Regions from separate parts of the Homo sapiens genome. Here region 1 is linked to region 2. Evidence: chromatin contacts called from ENCODE Hi-C or POLR2A ChIA-PET data. All regions are on one chromosome and are shown on one strand. The core of a region is the stretch at or near the end of the contact, and the rest is flanking DNA. Distances in the headings are between cores, read along the strand shown.

Region 1 (7,270 bases), core at 2,250-4,749, 56 kb before region 2:
AGTCTCAACTCTGTCTGTTGTGATTAGCAGTAGACAAATGGCTTTACCTCTGTGAGCCTCTGTTTTCCCAAATGTAAAGTGGGAATAATAACAGTCATTGCCTCTCACTTGCAGGGTGTTTCTGAGACAGTGGCGGCAAGAGGTACACAGAGCCTTCGGCCCCATGCCTGGGACATTGTAGATGTTCAATAAGTATTAGCAGTTGTTGGGATTATTATTGTGGCATCTCAGGTCAGGCATTCTGAGGGTGGAAAAGGACATCCCCTTGACAGGGGGCCAGGGATCCAGTCAACCCAGGGTGGTATTCAAAATACATAGCGGGCTGGGTGCCATGGCTCATACCTGTAATCCCAGCACTTTGGGAGGCCGAGGTGGGCGGATCACCTGAGGTCAGGAGTTCGAGACCAGCCTGGCCAACATGGTGAAACCCCATCTCTACTAAAAATACAAAAAATCATCTGGGCGTGATGGCGGGCACCTGTAATCCCAGCTACTTGGGAGGCTGAGGCAGAAGAATAGTTTGAACCCGAGAGGAGGAGGTTGCAGTGAGCTAAGAACAAGTCACTGCACTCCAGCGTGGGTGACAGAGTGAGACTCTGTCTCAAAAAAAACAAAAAACAAAAAAAAACATAACAGTCGGTAGCATACAGGCCCCCTACCAATCCACATGCGTCCAGCTGGAGCCTAGGAGGAGAACCTGGAAGGCCTTCCTGTGCTGGAATTGGGAATATGGGAAGTGGTTGGGGCACTCAGGCAGCCCAGGAGTACAGAAGGATGTCAGTCTGTGTGTGGCCATACAGAGCATGCAGATGAATTCCTGCCCTGCTCAACCATGACTCACCACAGAAGGAAGAATTCCTCTAGTGCCTGATGGTGATGTTGGCGCCCTGGCAGATGGCGGCATATGTCTGCAGGGCCAGGCAGAGGATGTGGTCATCATCCCCAGCAAGACACAAATCATCGACACAGCTGGAAACATATGGGTCTGGGTTGATCTCCCAGTGGCAGTGGCTGAAGGGTCCTGGGGGTCCTGCAGGAGCCAGCACTGCCTCCTGGCTGACACAATCTGCCCCTGGTCATTGCAGACTGAGACTGGACAGGCAGCCCCACAGCTGTCCCTACAAGCCTTGCTCTGCTTCTCCAAGGTAATGTCAGCCTTAGCGTCCTCACTGGGGTTGCAGTTGAAGTTGCCTCAGAGCCCACAGGTGTGACCCTTGTAGAGGTGGGGCAGGGTGAGGGTAAGGCTGTAGGTGAGATCTGTGCTGAGCCAGAGGCCAAAGTCTGACTGCAGCAGGGAGAAGAGGCCATTCCAGTGGACGGCAAGGCTGCCCCCATTCAGGCTTACGGGGAGGGCTGTTGTCTCACCATTCACCTAAGGAGCAGGCAGAATCAAAGGAAGGCTCGGGAGCATAGGACCACAGTTGGGTCAGTGTTGCTTGGCACATAGTAGGTGTTCAAATACGTGAAAAATGTTGATTTTTTTTGATATAGGGTCTCACTCTGACCCTCAGGCTGGATGCAGTGGCACAATCATGGCACACTGCAGCCATGAACTCCTGTGTTCATGCGATCTTCCCACCTCAGCCTCTTAAGTAGCTGGGACTATAAGCTGGGACTATAAGCGTGCGCCAACACACCCACCTAATTCTTTTTTAGATACGGGGTCTCGCTATATTGCCTGCTTGAGACAGGCTGGTCTTGAACTCCTGGGCTCAAGGGATCCACCTGCCTTGGCCTCCCAAAGTGTTAGGATTACAGATGTAAGCCACCGTACCAATACATGTAAAACATTTTTAGATGAAGGAACAAGGACATAACTATAATAGTGACCATCTCTTGTTTTATCCTGTTCTGCATTCATTTCTCCTTTCTCTGGATTTCCCTGAGAACTCACCCCTCCAAAATCAATCCATGTGGTTCACAGAAAGTCAATCCTATCCTAACTTCCAGCACATGACCCAGGCCCAGCCAATCAGCTAGTCCATCAGGGATTCAGGGGTGGTCACATGACTCAAGCTGGGCCAGTGAGGGACACTTTTCCTCCAGTGACATTTGCTAACCTGGCAGCTGTCCTTGTCCCTACAAGGTGGGATGGGATGGTGCCTGTCTGAAAATGAAGGAAAGGAGAGCCCAGAAATTGAGACAGATTTGAGACATATTGTTCAAGCACCTGGGTCCAGCTATGCCTGAATCCATACACCTGTAGATTTTTTTTTTCAATTGTGTAAATCAGTAATTCTTTTTTTTCTTAAGCTGGTCTGAGAGTGTTTCTGTTATATTAGCTGAATGCATCTGATGGATATAGTCAAAAATGGGCATATAATCAGAAAATAGAGGTAAAATGTAGAAATAATGGAGACAGAATAAGTTTTTCCCTTGGGCCTATGGGTTTGGGTGAAGGGTTGGGGTTCCTAGAAACGACACGTCCCAAAGCTGGTGCTTATCTGAGCCATGCCTGGGCTGTCCCTCCGCAGGTGGACCTGGGTCCCATTAACCTGGACAGACACCTCCAAGATGAGCATGAGGGGGCTGCTGGATCTGTTCTCCTTTCACAGCTGTATCCTGAAGAATGGCAGTGAGCCGGAAGAGCCACAGGATTCGGCAAAGACGGACACACAGGTACCTGAGAACTCAACAGTTTTCCCATCAAAGGTGATGATGTGTGAGTGCCCGGCTGCTTGGCAGGTGCCAGGGGAGAATGGGTGGCACCCAAAGATGCCCCTTAGGGTCCCACATCTCTGCCCTGGCCCACAGGAGGAGGGGGAGCAGCACACAGCATGGGTGGAAGCCTCGCAGTGGCAGAATTGCTCACAGTGCTCCCTAGCCCAGAATGGCTCCCCGGCCAGGTGGTATCTGCCCCCCATGGAGCAGCTGCACTGGATGGGGGTCAAGCAGTCCGTGCCACTGAGCACAAATCCTGGGTCACACTGGCAGCCATCCTGGCATGGTGTCAGACAGCTGTCGGGCAGGGCAGGCTCGGTGCAGGAGCTGGGACAGGAGAAGCCACACAGCTCGTAGTGGCTGTCGGGGGGCCAGGTCAGCTCTGGAGGAACACAAGTCATTCAATGCAAGGATGTCAACTCACTGCCCCACGTTCAAATTATGTTCCCTGCTATCTCCCCAGAGCCCAGCTCACGGCAAACCTCAATGGATATTTGTTGGAAGAATTAATGAATGTGTCGAAGCCTTTTCTATAGCACATATTTGTTCAACTTTGGCATCCACTACATGCCGGGAACATCCCAGGGCCTGGGGACACAGCAATGACCAAGACAGAGATCCCTGACCTCATAAAACAGATGTTCTAGGGCAGACGTTGACAAGCTTCACCCTTGGGCCCAAATCTGGCCCTCCACCTGTTTTGGCACAGCCTACAATCTAAATAGTCTTTACATGTTTAAGTGGTTAGAAAAAAAGAAACCAAAAGAGGAAATTTTGTGAGGTGTGAAAATCATGTAAAATTCAAATTCCGGTGTCTATAAATAATGTCTTCATGAAAGCCAGCTCGCCGGTTCGTGTATTGTCTATGACTGTTCTTATGTTACAACAGAAGCTTTGAGTAGTTGTGGCAGAGTGTGGCCCTGAAAGCCTAAAATATTTATTATCTGGCCTTTTATCATAAAAGTGTGCTGGCCTATTCTAGAGGGGGGAAATGGGCGACAAACTAGCAATAAATAAAAGATAATTTTGGATTGAGAAACTGGGTTAGATCTGTGTTACCCAGCTTTAGGTAGCGCAGAGTGGCTGAGCCCCATGGGCTGATTTGAGGACAGTGGCTAGGGAGGCCTCTCTGCAGAGGTGACATTGGAGCTGAGGCCTGAATGATGGAAGGAGCCAGCCGTGTGTACGTCTGGGAAAGAGCATTCCAGGCCGGGGGAACAGCAGATGCAAAGACCCAGGGGTGGGAAGGCATTTGGCGTGGTCCAGGGACAGCAGAGAGGCCAGTGTGGCTGGACCCTCGGTGTGGAGTGAGCTAGACAAAGCCAGTGTAGGAGGAGGCAGGGTGAGCAGAGAGAGGCCGCTGTGGGGGCCTCTTAGGAGGAGGCTTGGAGGTCAGTTTTCATCCCAGAGGTAAGGGGGACCCAGGGATGCTTTTAATCAGGAATCTGATGAGATCTGACCTATGCTTTTTCATTTTTTTTATGTTTTTGAGACAGAGTCTTGCTCTGTCACCCAGGCTGAAGTGCAGTGGCACCATCTTGGCTGACTGCAGCCTCCACCTCCACCTGGGTTCAAGCGATCCTCCCGCCTCAGCCAGTGCACACCACCACACCCAGCTAATTTTTTTTTTTTTTTTTTGTATTTTCAGTAGAGACAAGGTTTCACCATGTTGGTCAGGCTGGTCTTGAACTCCTGACCTCAAGTGATCCACCCACCTCGGCCTCCCAAAGTACTGGAATTACAGGTGTGAGCCACTGTGCCCAGCCCTAACCTATGCTTTTAAATGCCTTATGGTAGGTTCTGGTGACACACTGGTGACCAAGAGAGACCCCATCCCTAACCCTTGTCTTTGGGGGTTTCACAGATCAGGGGAAAAACATACTGGAGGAGAGATTGCTGGGGAGGGTTTTGTGTGTGTGTGTGTGTGTGTGTGTGTGTGTGCGCTGGCGGAGTGGGGGTGTCCCCCAGTCTCAGGATTAATAAAGAAAGTCAGAAAAGGAGAAATGTCCTGGGTGGGATGTGGGAGATATTCCAGCTCAAAGTTCATCTTAATTTGAGCACCCAGAGTCTGGGGGCTGGAGGAGACACCTGCACCCTTCCTGGATGGGTTTCCTGGATTCCTGCTGCCTGGAATGTCCCCCCGCCTCCCCGCTCCCCCAGCCAGCTCGGCTCCCTTTTCCACCACCTTCAGTCTCCACTCCCAGGGCACCTCTCTGCACCCCAGGGAACCCTAACCCCCCAGTTTAATACTGCATGCCCCTTCTCCAGCACTCCCCAGCCCTGCCCCGCCTGACTTACTGTTTAATCACCTACTTACTGGCTGGGTTGACTGATTGTCTTCTCCACTGGAATGTCGCCTCCATGAGGGCAAGGTTTTGTCTGTTTGGGTCACTGCTGTGTCTGCAGCGCCTAGAATGCTGCCTAGCACTTAGTGGGTGTTCAGTTAACCTTAGTCAAAGTGTGTGATGCCCCCGGGGCTTGTCTCTGGCTTTGGGAGGAGGGGTGGGCCAGGCAGGCCAGAGGCCAGAGCACCCACCACCAGTCCCTTGTGTTGGCCTTCGGAGCTTGCAATGGGCTGTTTCCTTTGGACAAAGAGAGGTTTTGTTTGCAAGATGCTGAACTTGCTTCCTGCTCTGAGAGGAGTGAGGGACTAGGGGCAGAGAAAAGGAGTTGCGCCTTGGGGTCCTGGAGGTTAGAGGCCCAGTCCTTCGGGATAAAGTCCTCACTTCTTGCCTGCCATTCAAGGCCCCACAGACACAGCCCAGGACCATGTCTCTCTCCAGGCTCCCCCATCTCTGGCTCAAATTTACACAGTCTCTGGGCTTCTGAAAACCTTGTTCCTTCTCCCTAGAACATTTGGCTTCTCCTTGCTTACCTATTGGCTTTGACTTGTCATTCAAGCCTCAGCTCTCGTGGCCCTTCCTCTGGGAAACTTGGCCTGACTTTCCAGGCTGGGCCAGCCCCTCCTCTGTGCTCCCCTGTGGCCCTACGCTTCCCTCATGTGAGCCCTGATCACTCTGCCGTGGCTGCCCCACCACAGACTCGGCCACCCTGGCAGCGTGTGGGCCCTACGAGGTCAGAGACCCGGCACTTCTCAGTCCTGCCCTGGCCCCTGCATCACCCAGGGCAAGATCAGGCCCAGGGGGACCCCTCCCTGCCACTCCCCAGCTGTGCGGCTCTGTGTCTGCTCTTCATCTGTGAAATGGTCGCGTTGTCCCATTCACACCAAAGGGATAAAAAGATGGCTCAGGACCCATCTCAGCTGCCTGCTGGACTGGAGAGGGTGTGGGCCGGGCTGATCCCAGGCCCTCCCCAGGACAGGCTGACCCAGACTCTGGGACAAGACCTGCCAACAGCAGAGCCCTGTGGTTTTGATCTCAGGACAGAGTGATGTTAACACAGGTTAAAAGTCAATTTCAGGCTGGGCACGGTGGCTCACCAGCACTTTGGGAGGCAGAGGCAGGTGGATCACTTGAAGTCAGGAGTTCAAGACCAGCCTGGCCAACATGGCAAAATCCCATCTCTATTGAAAATACAGAAATTAGCTGGGCATGGTGGCATGCTCCTGTACTCCCAGACACTTGGGAGTCTAAGGCATGAGAATTGCTTGAACTCGGGAGGTGAATTTTGCAGTGAGCCGAGATTACACCACTGTGCTCCAGTCTGGGTGACAGAGTGAGGCTCCATCCCCCCTCAAAAAAAAAATCAATTTCATAGTGACAGCTAATACTTGTAGAGCATTCACTATATTCACTATATTGCCAGCTACTGTTTATTTGTTTGGCTCTCACAACAACCCCACAAGAGAAGTGTTATTTTCACCATTCTTTCTCTTGTTAAAGGGGAAACTGAGGCACGGAGAGGTTAAGTGACGTCCCCAAGAGCACACAGCTGAAAGTGGTGGTACTGGCATCCTAACCAAGGCAGGCTGACTTTGGGATCTGTGTTCTCAATCTCAATGCTATACAGATCAGTGGGATAATTCCCTGCTTTGAAAAATGAAATAGAATAGAAAAGAATGTAATGCAAAGTATTGAGTGCATTTTCCTATTTGGTGACACTTTGTGTGCTGTGTATGCATATATTGGTGTGGTCAGCTGAAGAACAGCCCCTCAAAGATGTCCACAGTCTAATCGCTGTATCCTGTGATACGTTACATGGCAAAATGGACTTTGCAGATGTGATTAAGGTTCTAGACCTTGGGAAGGGAGAGATTAACCTGGATTATCTGGCTGGGCTCAGTGTAATCACGTGGGCTCTTAAAAGTGGGAGACAGAGGCCAGAGAGTCCATCAGAAAGAGGCAGGGGATTTCGAAGCATAATGGGGACTTGACCTGCTGTTAGTGGCCTTGAAAATGATGGAAGGGGCCATGAGCCAAGGAATGTGGGTGGCCTCTAGAAGTAGACACCAACCCTCAGGTTACAGCCAGCAGAGAGACAGGGCCCTCAGTCCTATAGCCATCAGAAACTGAATTCAGCCAACAATTTAAATAATTAAGGAAACAGTTCTCCCCTAGAGCCTCCAGAAAGAAATGCACTCCTGCAGACACGTTGATTTTTAGGCCAGCGAGAACTGTGTTGGAATTGTAAGAAAAAATTTGACATAGCA
Region 2 (7,033 bases), core at 13-2,512:
CTTCTGCTGCAGCCCTGTGCTGTCCTTGTTTCCTGATCCTCAGGACTTCTCATCCATCCGCCTCCCCTGCGGTCCCTTTCAGACTCCCTGAGGGCCTCTGTCTCAGTCCCTCCTATCTTTGTCCCTCTCAGGGGTCTCTCTGAAGGTCCCTCCACTTTTTGTCCACTCTCTGGGCTCAGAAGGAGACCTCTCCTAATCTCTTTCCACCTTTCTACGTCTATCCCTTTTCAAACTCCATGCAAGATTCTCTCCCGGTGTTCACGGGCACCCGCATCTCCCTCTCTCTTCTCTCCATCTCCTTCTGCCTTTCTCAAGTTTCCCTTTCTCCATCGCGCTCAGTCTCTTAACTCTCTCTCTCTCTCTCTCTCTCCAATACCCCTCTCTCTGTCTCCGTCTCCCCCTTGACCCCCATGTCCCCAGCATCCCAGCGGACCACTCCGGTGCGCTCCGAGTCCTTCTCTGTCTCTCGCCCCCTTCCTCCCGTCTTCATCTCTCCCTGTCCCTCCGTCTTTCCCGTCCCAGTCTCCGGGCGCCGCCTTCCCCCCACCCCCCTCCCGCGGCTGTGGGTGTCACATTGCAGCCTGCGGGGCTCCGGGAGCAGCTGACTCCGCGTTTCCTCGCCCCCGGCTGGGCGCCTGCAGCCGCCAGGCTGTGCCAGCCCGGCCCCCACCCGCTGGAGCCCACCCTCACCTCCACTGCCCTCCCCAAGCCCGGCTCCCGCGCGCACAACTTCTGAAGCTGACTTGGCGGGGCCCGGGGATGGGCCGGGGGTGGCCCTCGCGCGGCTGCCCCGTGTCCCGAGCGCCACTCCCGCCGCCCCGCCAGTGCCCCCGCGGTGCCCCCCGGCCGCGCGCGCCCCCCGCGCACTCACCCAGTGCCGCGCCGACCACTAAGGCCAGCAGCCTCCCCATGGCTGCGCGGCGCGTGCTGCGCCCCCCTCCCGGGCCGCCGGTATTAATAGCGGGGCGAGAGGCGGCGGGACCTGGCGGCGGTTAGAATGTCCCCGGGAGCGCGCGGGCGCAGCAGCTGCGGCTCTGGGACCGGCGAGGGGGGAGGAGGGGGGGCGCGGCCCCCCCGCTCCGGTTACCGCCGGGGGCCCAGCCCCGGGGCCCGGCGTCCGGGCATCCCCGCCGCGCGGGCGGCGGCCGCTGCTCGGGCTGCTGCGCTGGCGCGCGCAGCCGGGCACATCCGCTAGGTGCACCGACCCCGGTCCCGCTCCGGCTCGGGCGCGCTCGGGCGCGGACCGCGGTCTCCTGCGCACTGCAGCGGCGGCGGCGGCGGCGGCGGCGGCGGCCTAGGGAGGGACGAGGGAGGAGAGGGAGGGGGCGGGATGAATCACCGCGGGGGGAAGGCGCGGCCGCCCAGCCTTTGCCGCAGCGGCCCGGGAGGCGCCCGCTGCACCGGCCTCTCCGGGTGGCGCAGGGACCGCGACTTCTGGGAACGGGGAGGGTGGTCTGTGTGTCTCCGACCCCGCTGGGGCTCTGAGGACCACCCCCCCCCCCCCACCTTCCCAGGGAGTCTGGAAAGGTCACCCCCAGAGTCACAGGAGGACTTAGAGCGCAGTTTGGGGGCCGGGTTTCCGACTTCAAATGATGGAGGTCATCCTCAGGAGTTCCAGAGGGCGAACCTCCAAGTTATCTCCCCTGAGCCCTGATATCCAGGCCTGGGGGTCAATGTGCAGGGACCCCAAGTAGGCATTAGAGGAGGGTGGGGGGCCGTCAGGCTAGGACTACAGCTACAATCCGGACCTCACCCAAGCAGGCGGGGCACCCTGGAGAGAAGCAGCCCCGGGAATCTGGAGGTGCTGTTTCAGGAGGAGGACCCCTTCGTGATCCCCTGCACCCATTTATGTCCCTGATGTCACCTTCTACCCCTCTTTCCTCCCACTCCACTCTGGCTGTTCAGGCCCTCCTGCTGTTCCCAACACAGGGAACCCGTTCCTGCCTCAGGGCCTTGGCCCCAGCTCTCCCCTCTGCCCCGGCTCTCCCCCCCTGCCCCGCCCCTCTCCGTGGGCCTCCATGGCTCCAATGTCACCTTCGTCAGGTCTTCTGTGTCCCTTCAGGGTAAACTGCCTTCCCCGCTCCTAACCTGACCTCCTTTACTCTTTACCTCTTGTTGAGTGTTTTCCACAGCAGCCTCACTACCTGACATTATGTTCTTTTTTTTTTTTTTTTTTTTTTTTTTTTTTTGAGATAGGGTCTGGCTCTGTTGCCCAGGCTGGAGTGCAGTGGCTGATCTCGTCTCACTGCAACCTCCGCCTCCCGGGTTCAAGCGATTATCCTGCCGCAACCTCCCAAGTAGCTGGGAGTACAGGTGTGCACCATCATGCCTGGCTAATTTTTTTATTTTTTAGTAGAGACAGGGTTTCACCATGTTGACCATGCTGGGATTACAGATGTGAGCCGCCCCCCGCTATCCCAGCACTTTGGGAGGCCAAGGGGGGCAGATCACCTGAGGACAGGAGTTCGAGACCAGCCTGACGAGCATGGTGAAACCCCGTCTCTACTAACAATACAAAAAAAATTAGCTGGGAGTGGTGGTGGGCACCTGTAATCCCAGTTACTTGGGAGGCTGAGGAAGAATCGCTTGAACCCGGGAGGCAGAGGTTGCAGTGAGCCAAGATCGCATCACTGCACTCCAGCCTGGGCAACAAGAGCGAAACTCCGTCTCAAAAAAAAAGGCCGGGCGCAGTGGCTCACGCTTGTAATTCCAGCATTCTGGGAGGCCGAGGTGGGCGGATCACGAGGTCAAGAGATCGAGACCATCCTGGCCAACATGGTGAAACCCCATCTCTACTAAAAATACAAAAATTAGCTGGGCGTGGGGGCACATGCCTGTAGTCCCAGCTACTCAGGAGGCTGAGGCAGGAGAATCGCTTGAACCCGGGAGGCAGAGGTGGCAATGAGCCGAGATCACACCACTGCACTCCAGCCTGGTGACAGAGTGAGACTCCATGTAAAAAAAAAAAAAAAAAAAAAAAAAAAAAATCTCCCAGGTGAGGATATTGTCTTGTGTCTCTTGCACCTTGAACTGTTCCTGGCACATTGTAGGTACTCAATCAATATTTGTCAAACAAATAAATGAATGCCAATGTTCACTAAGTCCTTGGGATTTGCAGAACCCACTTCTACTGCCCCAAACCTTCAGCAAGTTCTATTATCCCCATTTTACAGATGAAGAAACTGAGGCTGGGAGAGGGCCGTGCCCCTGCCCAGAGTCATGTAGCTGGCCTAGGATGGATGTGGAATCCTGCCCCAGCAGTGGTGAGTGGCCTGTCCTACCAGTAGGTTCTGCCAAATTGAGAGAATGGAGATGGGAGTTCTGGGCTGTCAGGACCAGGGTGGGAGTGAGACTCTCGGCTGAAGGGTCACTACCCAGATCCTAGCCTCCAATTCCGGGTGGGGTAAGGTCTCAGAATCCCCCTGGCCCAGCCCTGCCAGGCAAGAGGAGCCAGGGTGTGGGGCAGGACCATGGCAGAGGGGCAGGGAGCCAGGGACATCCGACACCTCTGTGGTCTAGACTTTTACGCCAGCACCTTCTGAGCTGTGAAATTCCCCTGCAGAGAATAACCCTCTTGCTGTTCCGGGCCCTTCCACTGGTGGGGGATGGTAGGTGAAGGCACAGTGAGGACAGGCCTCAGCACTGGACAGGAGGCACCTCACGGCCCTATAAGCTATGTTCAGTGAGCACCTACTATGTATGGGCTTGGTGCTGTTCTAAGCATTCTAAGCACTTTACTAACATTAGCTCATTTAATTTTTCCTATAGGTGGTATTATTATTACACCCATATTACAGATATAGAAGACTGAGGCTCAGCATGGGTACCTTGCCATGATCACACAACTAGAGGATAGGAGAGGCTGGCTCTGCCTCCTATGCCACTCCTGATCCACTCTCCAAACCCTCCTCCAGTCCCCTGCTCCAAGCCATCAGTTAGGATGATTCTTATAGCCGGGGGTGTGACATGCCAAAGGTGTCTCTACCCCACATACTCCCTCTGGAACCAGGACAAGGTTTGCGTGAGGTGGACCTGGGTTCTTTCTGGACCAGGGACTTTGCCTCCAAGCTCATTTCCTCATCTGTAAAACAGGAATCCAACCAACGTCAGCCTGAATGGGCTGTGGTGGGGTCCTGAGGGGGTTAGGACCTTGCATGTAAATGTGGAGACCCCAGGGGTCAGGCCTGGAGTCTGCCTCCCTGCTGGGTAGCCTCGGGCGTGTACATCTTTGTCTCCACCTCATGGAATCACTGTGAGAATAAAATGAACATCAGATCTTGGCACAGAGCTGGGTACGTACGTACTTGGTACTCACTACGCGAGTTACTTTTTTCCCTCTATTTTTATGCAATAAGTGTAACATTTATTGAATACTTACTCCATTCCATCTGTGCCGGGCCCTGTTATAAGTAGCCACATTTATGAACTCCTTGAACCTATAATAGTGGTTCTCAAAGTGTGGTCTGGGGCTGGGCGTGGTGGCTCACGCCTGAAATCTCAACACTTTGGGAAGCTGAGGCGGGAGGATCGCTTGAGGCCAGGAGTTCAAGACTGGCCTGGGCAACACAGTGAGATCCCATCTCCAAAAAGAAATAAAAAATTAGCCGGGCGTGGTGGCTTACACCTGTAGTCCAAGCTACTCAGAAGGCTGAGGTGGGAGGATGGCTTGAGCACAGGAGGTCGAAGCTGCTGTGAGCCATGTTTGTGCCACTGCACTCCAGCCTGGGCGACAGAGACCCTAACTTAAAACAAACAAACAAAAAACCAAAGTGTCGTCTGGGATGGCACCATGAGCAACTCCTGGGAACTCGTTATAAAGGCAGAATCCCAGCCCTGCCCCAGACCTACTGAACCAGAAATTTGGAGGGAGGGGCCCACAGTCTGTTTTTCATCAAGCTCTCCAGGAGATTCGAATGCAGCTCAAGTTTGAGAACCACTGCCTTCTAACAACCCTGAGAGACAGCTACTGCCATTCTACCCATTGCACAGGAAAGCTCACTGGAGCTCCAGGGGGCTGACCTGCTGCATTTACACCACTGCTAGGAAGCAGGATTTGAACTCCAGCTACCACGGTCTGTCCCCGGAGTTCCTGCGTTGACCTCAGATGATGTAAAGCTTGTGTAAGATGCTGCGGGAATTCCAGATCGTTTCAGTGACTATGGCCCCAGAACACAGACAGAGGTCCCCTCCCCACCATGGCAGGATCTGAGTGCAACAGGAGGCTCCCACCCACTCCCAGGGCCCCACAGGCACAGCCACAGCCACTTCTGACCCTTTATTGGGGCACTGTCGGCCCCAAATAAATATAATACATTAAACCCAGAGCTGAGGGAATCGTGCACCCCAGGAGGCGCCCCCCACAACCTCAGCCGGGCAAAATAAGTTAGTGGGGGGCCTGCCAGAGGCCGGGCCAGCTCCCTGGTCTAAAGTGCATCTCGGTTCCGTGGTCCCCACGTCTGCACAGCCCCTGGTTGGGCCGTCGGGAGGGGCGGGTGGGAGATGCCTGGCGCTCACACCGTGCCAGCAGTGGCCGCCGAGGCTCTGTGTGTCCATCTGTCCATGTGGGGGAACAGCTGCGTGGCCGGGGTCCTCAGGAAAAGCTGTCATCGGGCCGGGGCTGGGTGTCAAAGGGAGGGTCTGAGACTGTGATGCCTTGGTGCAGCTTCTCCAGCGAGAACTTCATCTGCGGGGAGGAGGTGAGCAGGGTCGGGGGTGAACGCTGGAGGCTGGGGGGTGATGTCGCCCACCCCCACCTTGCCATTGAGAAACTGAGGACGGTCTAGAGGCCATACTGCCCCACCCCAGGGTCCCTTGGTGAAAAGAGCACAGCCATGCTGCACCCAGTTTAACTTCTCAGAGGCAGCAGAGGAAGGGGCTTAGTGTGTGCCTGTGACCCCGATGGCCTAGGTTCAAATCCTGGCTCTGCTGCTTGTTACCTCAGTTAACCTCAGGCAAGTCCCGTAACCACCCTGAGCCAAAATCCCCTCATTTGAAATACGGGTCTATAACACATCTGCTCCACAGGATTATTTCAGGGTTCTGAAGAGCACTGAGAACCTGGTGTACACTAAGTGCTCAGCACATGTTAGCTGTCACCATTACCCACTCTGTGACCTCGGGCAAGCTCCTGAGCTCCTCGAACCTCTGGATGCCTCATATCGCCTACCTATGTATAAAACCGGGATAACGGCCGGGCACAGTGCCTCATGCGTGTAATCTCAGCACTTTGGGAGGCTGAGACCGGTGGATCACTTAAGGTCAGGAGTTCAAGACCAGCCTGGCCAACATGGTGAAAGCCCGTCTCTACTAAAAATACAAAAATTAGCCAGGCGTGGTGGCGGGTGCCTGTAATCCCAGCTACCTGGGAAGCTGAGGCACGAGAATCGCTTTAACCTGGAAGGCAGAGGTCGCACCACTGCACGCCAGCCTGGGTGACAGATCGAGACTGTCTCAAAAAAACTGGGATAACAAGAGCATCTTCTCAAAGGCTGGCTGTGGGGATAAAGCAGTCATGCTTAAAACCTAGAACAGCCCAGCTGCAGGTAAGTGCTCAGTCTACATCTACTGTGAGCACCAATCTGTGACGTCAACTCTGCACCCTTAGCAGTTTGACAGAGAGGAAAATGATAAAAATTTAACTCAGGGCCAGGCGTGGTGGATCACACCTGCAATCCCAGGACTTTGGGAGGCCGAGGCGGGAGGATTGCCTGAGGCCAGGAGTTTGAGACCAGCCTGGGCAACATGGTGAGACTCTGGTCTCTACAAAAAATTTTAAAATTGGCCAGGTGTGGTGGTGCCTGCCTATAGTCCCAGCTACTCAGGATGCTGAGGCAGGAGGATCACTTGAGTCAGGAGTTCGAGGCAGCGATGAGCCATGATCGTGCCACTGCACTCCAGCCTGGGCAACAGAATGAGATCCTGTCTCAAAAGAATAAAATAAAATAACGCAGGATGGGGGGCCCTGCCTACCCTCTCTATGAGTGATGGGGCCTCAGCCTTCATCTCCTCCCCACCCCATCCTGCCCCGCCCTTT

The links. A loop is a pair of places that touch in the nucleus more often than their neighbours do. ChIA-PET counts read pairs that join two places held with the same protein, here RNA polymerase II (POLR2A). Pooled maps may share reads with other maps.
Region 1: POLR2A ChIA-PET joins it to region 2 with 14 read pairs in activated B cell. The contact joins the enhancer-like site here to the promoter of SCN1B in region 2. A Hi-C loop is called at or near these places in 3 of 168 maps with a recorded cell type or tissue (CD4-positive, alpha-beta memory T cell, naive thymus-derived CD4-positive, alpha-beta T cell and vagina) and 11 of 50 pooled maps. POLR2A ChIA-PET finds 5 or more read pairs at or near these places in 6 of 52 experiments (A549, CD4-positive, alpha-beta T cell, H1 and 3 more).

What each region holds. Positions count from the first base shown.
Region 1 is chr19:35,082,305-35,089,574 of GRCh38, reverse strand. HPN-AS1 (HPN antisense RNA 1) reads left to right here. Exons shown (of 4, transcript NR_024562.1): 3 at 2,475-2,619. It also overlaps the pseudogene LOC100420797. Among named protein-coding and RNA genes, the nearest start is that of HPN-AS1, 20 kb to the left of the region's middle. RefSeq lists enhancers at 3,087-3,196, 3,307-3,356, 4,643-5,457. Within about 2 kb of position 3,499, at least 6 of the 41 ENCODE cell types and tissues checked have a DNase peak (open chromatin) inside an H3K27ac peak, as active enhancers do.
Region 2 is chr19:35,024,699-35,031,731 of GRCh38, reverse strand. It overlaps SCN1B (sodium voltage-gated channel beta subunit 1), which reads right to left and starts at 1,262. Exons shown (of 6, transcript NM_001037.5): 1 at 872-1,262. The coding sequence starts at 911. It overlaps GRAMD1A (GRAM domain containing 1A), which reads right to left. Exons shown (of 20, transcript NM_020895.5): 20 at 5,263-5,683. The coding sequence ends at 5,591. RefSeq lists silencers at 685-793, 1,133-1,292.